Regions from separate parts of the Homo sapiens genome. Here region 1 is linked to region 2. A link is a loop called in an ENCODE intact Hi-C map of the cell type or tissue named here. Cell type or tissue: IMR-90. All regions are shown on one strand. Each heading gives the region's core, and the rest is flanking DNA. Links, peaks and the distances in the headings are about the cores only. Region 1 overlaps LHFPL7 (LHFPL tetraspan subfamily member 7). Region 2 holds the start of PIWIL3 (piwi like RNA-mediated gene silencing 3).

Evidence for each region. Hi-C counts contacts between places; a loop is a spot of excess contacts. Peaks named below come from ENCODE experiments on the same cell type or tissue, not always from the same donor. Only the 100,000 strongest peaks of a DNase experiment are listed, where the experiment ranks them.
Region 1: it touches region 2 in a loop (5-fold over the local background); 9 of 110 quality-filtered maps call a loop at or near these places.

The regions. Positions count from the first base shown.
Region 1 is chr22:24,936,034-24,941,377 of GRCh38, forward strand. LHFPL7 (LHFPL tetraspan subfamily member 7) reads right to left here. Exons shown (of 4, transcript NM_001388199.1): 2 at 3,302-3,519; 3 at 2,116-2,254. The coding sequence starts at 3,502. Among named protein-coding and RNA genes, the nearest start is that of LHFPL7, 8.0 kb to the right of the region's middle. RefSeq lists a silencer at 1,169-1,463. In IMR-90, for the core only: a CTCF peak has its summit at 2,914 (motif pointing right); no DNase peak of the experiment used is centred there.
Region 2 is chr22:24,769,559-24,774,935 of GRCh38, forward strand. PIWIL3 (piwi like RNA-mediated gene silencing 3) reads right to left here and starts at 5,162. Exons shown (of 21, transcript NM_001255975.1): 1 at 4,764-5,162. In IMR-90, for the core only: a CTCF peak has its summit at 3,180; no DNase peak of the experiment used is centred there; H3K27me3 peaks cover 369 bases.

The DNA of each region.
Region 1 (5,344 bases), core at 1-5,000, 170 kb after region 2:
TCATTTTTGCAATTCCCTAACCCACCCATCCATCCATTCACTTATTTATTGGCTCATGTCTCCTTTTATCCACCTACTCACTCACTCAACTACACTTCCACCCTTCTGTCCATCTGCTCATCCATCCACTCAGCCATGTTCATCTCCACTTATTCTCTCCATCCCTCTGTCCACCTATTTATTCACTCATCCATTCATCTGTCCATCTGCCTACTTAGCCACTTGCCTCCCACCAATCCATCCATCCACCCATCTCTCATCCTACATCCATCCAACTATATTCCATTCTATCAATTTTTCCTATCCTTGCATCCATCCATTCATCCATCCACCAGTCCATCCATCCATCTATCCATTCATCCATCTACCAATGTATCCATCTATTCATCCAACAGTTCATTCATCCACTTATCAACACACTCATTCATCCATTCACTAGCTCACCCATGCAGTCACGTGTTCATTCATCAAAACTGTTAGAGGTGCTGCAGTGGGCATTAATGATACTAATGAAATGACTGGACACCTTCTTGCTTCCAAGGCACTCATAAAAGAAATCAGAAGATCCCCTGGCCTCCCTTGCTGCTCTCCAGCCACCCTTGTCTACTTTCAGTTCCCTGCACATGCCTTGCTCCCTTTTTTCCATGCCTTTATTCTTCAGGTTCCCATTACCAGAAATGCCCTTGTACTCTTGGCTAACTTCTACTCATCCTTCCAGACTTGGCTCAGGTGGGACCTCCTCCAAGAAGCTTGCCTTAACCCATGCATACACTGGGCCCATCCATGCACTGGGTCAGGTGTTTCCTGGAGTTTTTTCTAGCATCCTTTGCTCATCCCCACCATGTGAAATATCCACTGACTGATGCCCTCCAACCCCCGCCCCCCCCGCCGCCCAACAAACTAGACACTGCAAGCAAGCCTAGGACAAGGATCATGTCTCCATCAATTGACTCAGCAAATGTTTATTGGGCACCTATTATGTATGAAGCACTGTGCTAGGGGCTGGTGATAACCAGGCAGACAGACATGTCCTTCTCCTCATGGAGCTGATGTTCTTTGGAGAAAGAGGGACAATAATCAAGTAGGCAGATTAGATATTTCAGGTAAGTATGTGCTATGAAAAATATAAAGCAAAGTAAGAAGATGGAGAATCTAAGGAGAGGGAAGATCCCTTAGCTAGAAGTCATGGAAGACCTCATGGAGGCAGTGATATCTGAGCAGAGCCCGTAATGAAGTGAGTAGCAAGACCTGTGAAAATCTGGGGAAAGAGGAGTCCAGCAGAGGGAGCAAGCATGGTGTATATGAGCAACAGATTGCAAATCAGAATAGCCAGAGCACACTGAGCCTGGCAGAGGAAGGAAGAGATGAGGTTGGTGAGGGACTGGGGACTGGGTTAGGTGGAGCCTCATAGGCTACGGTAAGAAGTTCAGATTTTACTCTGAGTATGATGGGAAGTGATTGGAGGGTGGATAAGCCAGTCTGAGTGGCATGATCTGATGTCAGGTTAACAGGACTCGTTTGTCCAGTATGTGGCCAAATAGACACTAAGGGGGAGCAGTGACAGCAGTGAGACCTGTGAGGTGCTTATTGCTGTAATCCAGGCAAGAGATGGTGGAGCATTAATTGAATGAGGATTGCAATGAAGACCTGGCTAGTATATTCAAAAGCTATGTATAAATTACAGAAAAGTGACCCTTCTCAAGAGATGCAGTCTTGCAGGTTCACAGTTTAGCAAGTGAAGTATGGACTAGATTTCAGCATCTTCTCAGTTCTCAGCTGGGCATGCTTGCACAGTGCACAACATCCCCAACTGTGTATGGTGGCCCTGGTAAGGATGACATGAAGTGGATGGATGAGCGAGAAACAAAGGGGGACAGATTATTAGGACTGGGTCAGCTAAGAGCAGTAATGGGTGACACTAAGGATGCCATCTCTCCCTCCCCCTGATTTCTGGCTTGCCAAAGGACCAGGAATAGTCAACAATCCTAGGGTTTATCTCTGAGGTCTGACCCGAGAGGCCAGGCTCTGCTCACAGACTCATTCATTCATTCATTCATTCATTCATTCCATAAATATGTCTAGAGCACTGACTATGTGCCTGTGCATTGGATTTACCTGCCACTGCCTGCACCCCTGGCATTGGAACACTGCTTCTCCTTGGGCACAGCCCTTTGGGGGCCACAGCCCAAGACAGGAGGAAAATTGCATTGAAGGCCAACAGGAGCCAGCCTCCGAGGAGCATCACAGCTGAGACCTGCAGGGAAGAGACAGGAGGAAAATTGCATTGAAGGCCAACAGGAGCCAGCCTCCGAGGAGCATCACAGCTGAGACCTGCAAGGAAGAGACAGAAGGAAGGGTGTTGGCTGGGACAGGGGCAGGTGGATGCTCCCCTGCTCATTGACCAGCTTCTGAGTCCTCGCAGCATGTGGTTTGTGCTATTATGATCTCCATTTTACATAAAAAGAAACTGTCCAAGAAAATAAATTTTCCAATAAAAGTCCAAGAAACTGAAGTCATTTGCCTCAGAACACATGGGTAATTAAGTGGTAGAGCCAGAATGAAGATCCACATTGACTGACCAGCATATAGTACCTTTATTAAGCACTTGCTACATGCCAGGATCATCAGGAGAGGCACCTGGTAGCTGCTGTTACATCACCCTTATAACAATCAATTTTGAAGGCTGTATATTCTTCCTTAGAGGTGCTGGACTAGGAGTCCTTTCCCATTCTCCCCATTGTTGATTTTGGCAATGTGCATCATAGCTGGGACTTTAACACCTTAGCTTTCATTTTTAAACCTAGCAGTGTTTAGAGGGTGGCCAGGTAAGAGCGTGCAGGTTGTATACTGCACAACTCTCAGAGACACGTTGGGGGCCATCATAGATTTGCAAACTGATTACAGTGACTTTCCAGCAGATGGCAGTAGAGCATCCTAAAGAAGGGGCACCTTTTCCTAATTTGCACGAAGGTGCTACATTGGCCGGCAGCTGCCTTTGGAATCATCCTGCATGTTTGTTAAATTATCAGTAGCCGGACCCCACTCCACGCCTACAGAGACAGGGGCTCCGGGTGGAGCACAGAACTTGGCATCTTTGCAAAGTTGCACAGGTGTTTCTGAAGGGCTGTCAGGTTGAAGAACTTCTATGCTCAGTTCTAAGGAGAGTAATGGCAAATTCGAAGCCACTGGGACACTCAGGCAGTGAGGAAAGCCTCCTCGAATTCCGCTCAGCCAGCTTTCCTGCCTTAATGAGTTTAAACGAGCCCCTGAAGACCCAGTGACTTGGTGAGCCAGCTCTCACCTTCCAGGCAAAGTCAGGAATATCCTCCAGGGAACTGAAGGTCACGCAGCTCTGGTTCCAACTGTTGCCCTGAGGCCAGGAGCAGTAGGTGAGGATGCCAAAGGAGAAGGTCGGGGTCTGGAACCAGGCAGGGGAGATGAGGCTGAAGGCTGAGGTGCAGGTCAGAGAGAGCCCCAGAGCTACCCACACACTGCTCAACATTAGGCAGTATCGCTGACCTAGGGGTCAACAGGGAAGATTACTAATGGAGACTGCAGGGACAAGGAGAGAAAGGGGCTGGCCGAGGTGCTCCCTAGCCAGGGATCTGGTGTTATGATCAGACCCCAGATCATCAGCCCCCCTTGAGCCTGGAGATGCAAATGGGAGGTACTAATAACTGTGGTCTGGTAGTGGGGGTTACTTTGCCCTAGCAAATTCTAGAAGTACAACCCCCAAGTCCTAGAATAAATGTTAGCCCTGAAAGACCTTTGAACATTTGCCCCTCCACCTTCTTCATGGCACATCATCCTCACTGGTCCATGCAGGGCTCTTCTCATATTCCGTGCATACTTTCATTTGTTCATTTGTTCGTTCGTTCATTCATTTATCGCTTTTTTTTTTTTTTTTTTTTTGAGACAGATTATTGCTCTGTCGCCCAGGCTGGAGTGCAGTGGTGCGATCTCGGCTCACTGCAAGCTCCGCCTCCCGGGGTCACGCCATTCTCCTGCCTCAGCCTCCGGAGTAGCTGGGACTACAGGCGCCCGCCACCGCGCCCGGCTAATTTTTTGTATTTTTAGTAGAGACGGGTTCCACCGTGTTAGCCAGGATGATCTCGATCTCCTGACCTTGTGATCCGCCTGCCTCGGCCTCCCAAAGTGCTGGGATTACAGGCGTGAGCCACCGCGCACGGCCTATTTATCCATTCTTCCATGGAGCCTCCTCTGTTCTAAAGGGCTGCTTCTACCCAGTCGGGGCACCTTTTAAAAATTCACACACATAGCCGGGCGCGGTGGCTCACGCCTGTAATCCCAGCACTTTGGGAGGCCGAGGCGGGTGGATCACGAGGTCAGGAGATCGAGAACATCCTGGCTAACACGGTGAAACTCCGTCTCTACTAAAAATACAAAAAAAAATTAGCCGGGCGTGGGAGCGGGCGCCTGTAGTCCCAGCTACTTGGGAGGCTGAGGCAGGAGAATGGCGTGAACCCGGGAGGCGGAGCTTGCAGTGAGCCGAGATCGCACCACTGCACTCCAGCCTGGGCGACAGAGCGAGACTCCGTCTCAAAAAAAAAAAAATAATAATAATTCACACACATATGCCCGCCCTTCCTTCCTTCCTTCCTTCCTTCCTTCCTTCCTTCCCTCCTTCCTTCTCTCTCCCTCCCTCCTTCCCTCCTTCCCTTTCTTTCCTTCCTTCCTTGCTTCCTTCCTTCCTTCCCTCCCTCCCTCCCTCCTTCCTTCCTTCCCTCTCTCTCTCTTTCTTTCTTTCAGAGAAAAAAGGTTGGAGTGCAGTGCATGATCATAGCTCACTGCCACCTCAAACTCCTGGGTTCAAGCGATCCTCCCACCTGCTGAGTAGCTGGGACTACTGGGGCAGCTAATTTTTATTTATTTTTATTTTTTTGCAGAGACGTTCCATCACATGTGGCTAATTAGAAACCTTTTTTCTTTTCTGTGGAAACAAGGTCTCCCTATATTGGCCAGGCTGGCCTCAAGGAACACAGATGCTGTTTATAGCAGCCACTTTGTTTTTTTTTTATTTTAATTATTTAATGTATGTCATTTTGTGTGGAGTTAGGTTTGCAAAATTGGTGTGGTGCTGTATGCGTGCATTTCTCATTGCTGCAGATGGTATTATCTTTTTTTTTTTTTGAAACAGAGTCTTGCTGTGTGTCGGCCAGGCTGGAATGCAGTGGTGCCATGTCGGCTCATTGCAACCTCTGCCTCCCAGATTCAAACAGTTCCCCTGCCTCAGCCTCCCGAGTAGCTGGGACTACAGGCACATGCCACCACACCTGGCTAATTTTTGTATTTTTAGTAGAGATGGGGTTTCACCATGTTGGCC
Region 2 (5,377 bases), core at 57-5,056:
CCGAGATCGTGCCATTGCACTCCAGCCTGGGAGACGGAGCGAGACTCCGTCTGAAAAACAAAAACAAACAAACAAACAAAAAACAAAATTAGCTGGGCATGTTAGCACACACCTGTAATCCCAGCTACTTGGGAGGCTGAGGCAGAAGAATCGCTTGAATCCTGGAGAGAGAGGTTGCAGTGAGTCGAGATTGTGCCACCGCACTCTGGCCTGGGCAACAACGGCAAAACTCTGTCTCAAAAATAATAATAATAATAATAATAAATACACCAATACTAATGATAGCTGATGAGCTAAAAGAAAAAAAAATCCCCAAAATATCTCATAATGTTTTAAGAAAGTTTACGAAATTCAAAGCCACATTCTAAGCTGTCCTGGGCCACATGAGACCTGTGGGGCTGTGGGTTGGACAAGCTTGGTTTAAAGGATAATGACAAAAAAAAGTGTTTGTATATGTTCAGTTGGTTGTTTGAATCCACAGATGCAGAACCCATGGATACAGAGAACCAACTGTATACTAACTGCTGCAGCTTGTTGAGCCACCCTGCTAAGCGCTTTATGTAGATCAAAGCATTTCATCGTAACAGCTTTGTGAAGGGGGCAGTGAAGCACAGAGGGATGAACCCGCTTACCCAAGGTCACACAGCTAGCAAGTATTGAAGGCAAGACTCAAACCCGTCAGTTTTCCATAGTAAAAGTGTCAGTATGACGACATCAACTGTCCCTGCCTGGACAGAGCCATAGGTTTTTCTGAAGTATGTCCTTCTTACTCTTTAGGCGTTAATATGACTGAGCAGCTCAGCTTCAAAATACATTTTTAACTATTTTTATTTTAATTTTTGTAGCCTTAGCCTTGAAATGTATTTGAAACCCTTTTTTTCACTCTCTTCCCCCCAGACACTCCTTGTACCATGGTAGCTTATCTAATTATGTGCCTTTTTAGAAATTCCAGGGGAGGCTAATTTGAAAATAAACCAAGCATGGCCAGGCACAGTGGCTCATGCCTGTAATCTCAGCACTTTGGGAAGCTGAGGCGGGTGGATCACCTGAGGTCAGGAGTTCGAGACCAGCCTGGCCGACATGGTGAAACCCCGTCTCTACTAAAAAAAAAAAAAAAAAAACAAAAATTAGCCGGGCATGGTGGCAGGCACCTGTAATACCAGCTACTAGGGAGGCTGAGGCAGGAGAATTGCTTGAACCCAAGGGGTGGAGGTTGCAGTGAGCCAAGATCGCACCACTGCATTCCAGCTTGGGTGATGGAGAGAGACTCCATCTCAAAAAAATAATAATAATAAATAAATAAAAAGAAAGAAAGAAAAATAAACCAAGCATGAAGACCCAGCTACAGAATTCTCCCCTACCTAGGGGGATGGTCTCGAGGAGGATAAGCTACACCTCAGCCAGACATGATGGCACCCACCTGTGCTCCAGGGGGACAATAACTCAAAATAGCCACCGGGAGAAGACACATAGACCCTGTACCCTTCACCACCCCTGCGTGCTCCCCATGCCAAGTTTCCCTTTTTAAACCCTTTCACTCAGCCCTAAAACTTAAAATGGTCTCTTGGAGGCATGAGCCTGGTCATTTCCTAGCTGCTAACATTTAAAGAAAGTTACTTTCCGGCCGGGCGCGGTGGCTGATGCCTGTAATCCCAACACTTTGGGAGGCTGAGGCGAGCGAATCATGAGGTCAGGAGATCGAGACCATCCTGGCTACCACGATGAAACCCCGTCTCTACTAAAAACACAAAAATAGAAAAAGAAAAAAAGTTAGCCAGGCATGGTGGCGGGCGCCTGTAGTCCCAGCTACTTGGGAGGCTGAGGCAGGAGAATGGCGTGAACCTGGGAGGAGGAGCTTTTGTGAGCCAAGATCACACCACTGCACTCCAGCCTGGGCGACAGTGCAAGACTCCATCTCAAAAAAAAAAAAAAAAAAGAAAGTTACTTTCCTTTCAGCACACTTCACTTCTTGCATTTTGGATCCTGACTGGTGAGCAGCCAGACTTGTGTTCAGTTACATTAAGATGGCCTTTCTTTTAGAAAATAATGGAGACAGTGGATGTGTGAGGTTTTCTTGTCCTTCATAACCAACATTTCAAAAGTTGCTATTCTATAATTTTTTATTTCCAATTTTCAGGCCCAAAAGATTCAGGATTGAAGACTATTTCTCTCTCTTGCCCTCTTTTTTTTTTGGAGACAGAGTCTTGCCCTGTCGCCCAGGCTGGAGTGCAATGGCATGATTTTGGCTCACTGCAACCTCCACCTCCCCGGTTCAAGCAATTCTCCTTCCTCATGCCCGGCTAATTTTTGTATCGTTAGTAGAGACGGGGTTTCACCATGTTGGCCAGGCTGGTCTCTTACTCCTGACCTCGTGATCCACCTGCATTGGCCTCCCAAAGTGCTGGGATTACAGGCGTTGAGTCACTGTGCCCGGCCTATTTCTCTTAATGAACAAGCTATAGTGCTCAGTTGGCCAACAGAACTGTGTTGGTAGCCTACTCTTACTGGAATACATTCGATAACACAGTGTATATCATAAATGCACCAAACAGTAAGAATTATTATCATATCAAAAGCAGCAATTACAAAAGAAGCAGTGTTAAATTTTAAACAGAATGAAAGATTAAACCCTTAGATTTGATAATCATATTAATAAAGAGAAGTAAATCTTATCAATATAAGTATTAAGTACTAAGTAGTTGTATATTTCACAATGTAAGTAAATCTTATATTGAAGGAATAAAGTCTGCATAATAGGAGCTCATTAAATAGCAACTTCTATGAGCAACAGGACAATATTATGTCCCTGGCATTTGGACTTAGACAAAAACCTTTGTGGAATCATAGCCTGTCCAGGTATGTGCTGTGTGACCCTGAGCAGGTGATATCATCTCTCTGAGACCCTGTTTCCTAGTATGTTGGGTATTGAAAACTTATGTCACAGGGGCCTGTGGGGGTTACAGGAGCCAATCTGTGCAAAGAGCTCAGCAGGTGCTGAGTGCTCAGCAAGTTACAGCTACTGGAGTTAAAATCACTACCACAGTGGAGAAGAGCCCTGGCAAAGGCTGCAGTCTCCATTCTACCCACTGGGAAATCCGAACGGCTGACCAGCTCCCCTGTCTTTCCCAAACTAGGATCCCAGGAATTAGAAATGGTGGTGCTTAGGTGGGTGCACAGCAGCATCTAGTGGACTAGAAGGAGAACTGAAGAAGTGTCACAATGACATCGGGAAGAGAAAGTTTTAAGGCTGGGGAAAAGGTTGGCAGAGAAGTCAGGAAGGAGGCCTGCATGTGCCGGGTGTCCCCTGTGGGGAGATCAGATGAGGTACCTTAACAGTTATCTGGACCTCAAGCCCCCATGTGCTAGCTGAGGGCGTCCTTCTCCCTCCCCAGGCCTCCCTGGGTGCTGGGTCTCTGGGTCCTATGGGCTCAGGGGCCCATCTTTTTCAAGTTCTGCTCCACGTGTCTGTGTCCAGCTGAGGGCACTGACCCCACTGCCCCAGTCCCCAGGGCTTAGATGCCAGGACAGTAGAAAGCTGTGTGCCAGGGCATAACCAAGGTGTCCTCCACTGCTCTGGGCCACACATTGGCAGCTGGGCCCTGTGTCCCTCTGACACCGGATCCTAGGGTTTCTGGCTCTGCCATCTCTGCTGTGATGCTCCATTCCAACCATGTGGCTCAGCAGGGAGGGCATTACACACTGTCCCTTCCCCCTTTTCCATACTCCTGCCTTCCTGCATGCCCTGCACAGGAACCCTCTTCCCTTCTCCTTTTGCCAAAAGAATTCAGAAGATACCAACTTTCTCCTCTTTTCCTGTCTGCAGTGGAGGTCCCGGCAGGACCCCCTCCTGAGCTGTGAGGGTTAAATGGGAGAAGGTGTATTGAGCTTGAAGCACTGGCAGGTCCCACAACGAATGCTCAAAAAATGGAAGCCTCTGCCACCATCTGCATCATCCCCATCAACCACAGGAGCAAAGAGCCCGCCTTTTCTGAGAAGAGCATTTACATATTGATAGAAATTCCGCGGTTTTATTTATCATCACGTCAGTTTTAAGGATGTAAGTAGGTACACATATACATATGTATCTAAAATATATTAAGTTTTTAAAAGTAGGTTATTAAAGGATATGTACAAGACACTCTAGATTTTTTTTTTTTTTTTTTTTTTTTGAGATGGGAGTCTCACTCACTCTGTTGCCCAGGCTGGAGTACAGTGGTGCGATCTTGGCTCACTGCAACCTCCGCCTCCCAGGTTCAAGCAATCCTCCTGCCTCAGCCTCCCAAGTAGCTGGGACTACAGGCACCCGCCACTGCGCCCAGTTAATTTTGGTATTTTTCGTAGAGACGGGGTTTCACCATCTTGGCCAGGCTGGTCTTGAACTCCTGACCTCATGGTCCAGCCGCCTCAGCCTCCCAAAGTGCTGGGATTACAGGCATGAGCCACTGTGGCTGACCAAGATGCTCTAGATTTTTAAAATAAATATACATACTCCACATGCTCAAATATAAGCTGAATCTGTAACCCAGCAGCTTAGCAGCCTAACCTCAAACCGCATTTTAAAACTTTTTTTCCTTTCCCCTTTCCTCTCTTCTGCTAATCTGAAGATGTAACTTAGACAAAGTATAGACGTGTTTCCTCTCCTCTTGAAATCCAGCCTTGGAATGTGCTGTGAACCTCCACCCCCTTTCTTTTCCTGTTCTATGCCCCCATGCCTTATGCACATTTATTTACCTAGTTGTTTGGTAAGCACACACCATACTCACTTATCTGGTCACATATTTCCTTAGAAGCTTCAGTAGTCAGATCCTGATACGAACCATGCACCTCCTCCAGCCATGATGACGCCGGCCACTTCCACAGATGGAAAAATAATTCAGGACAAGCCACTGGAGGGGGTCACACCACCTGACACCTCCCAGTCCCCCTGCCTCTTTTGCCTTCCAAATCCTCCCTTTAAAAACCGCTTTGGCCGGGCGCGGTGGCTCACGCCTGTAATCCCAGCACTTTGGCAGGCTGAGGCGGGTAGATCATGAGGTCAGGAGATGGAGACCATCCTGGCTAACACAGTGAAACCCTATCTCTACTAAAAATACAAAAAATTAGCCGGGCGTGGTGGCGGGCACCTGTAGTCCCAGCTACTCGGGAGGCTGAGGCAGCAAAATGGCGTGAACCCGGGAGGCGGAGCTTGCAGTGAGCCGAGATCACGCCACTGCACTCCAGCCCGGGTGAAAGAGTGAGACTCTGTCTCAAAAAATAAACAAATAAATAAATATCTTAAAAAATAAAATAAAATAAATAAAAACCCCTGCGTTCATCCGAGCGCAGTGGCTCACGTCTGTAATCGCAGCACTTTGGGAGGTCAAGGCCGGAGGATCAC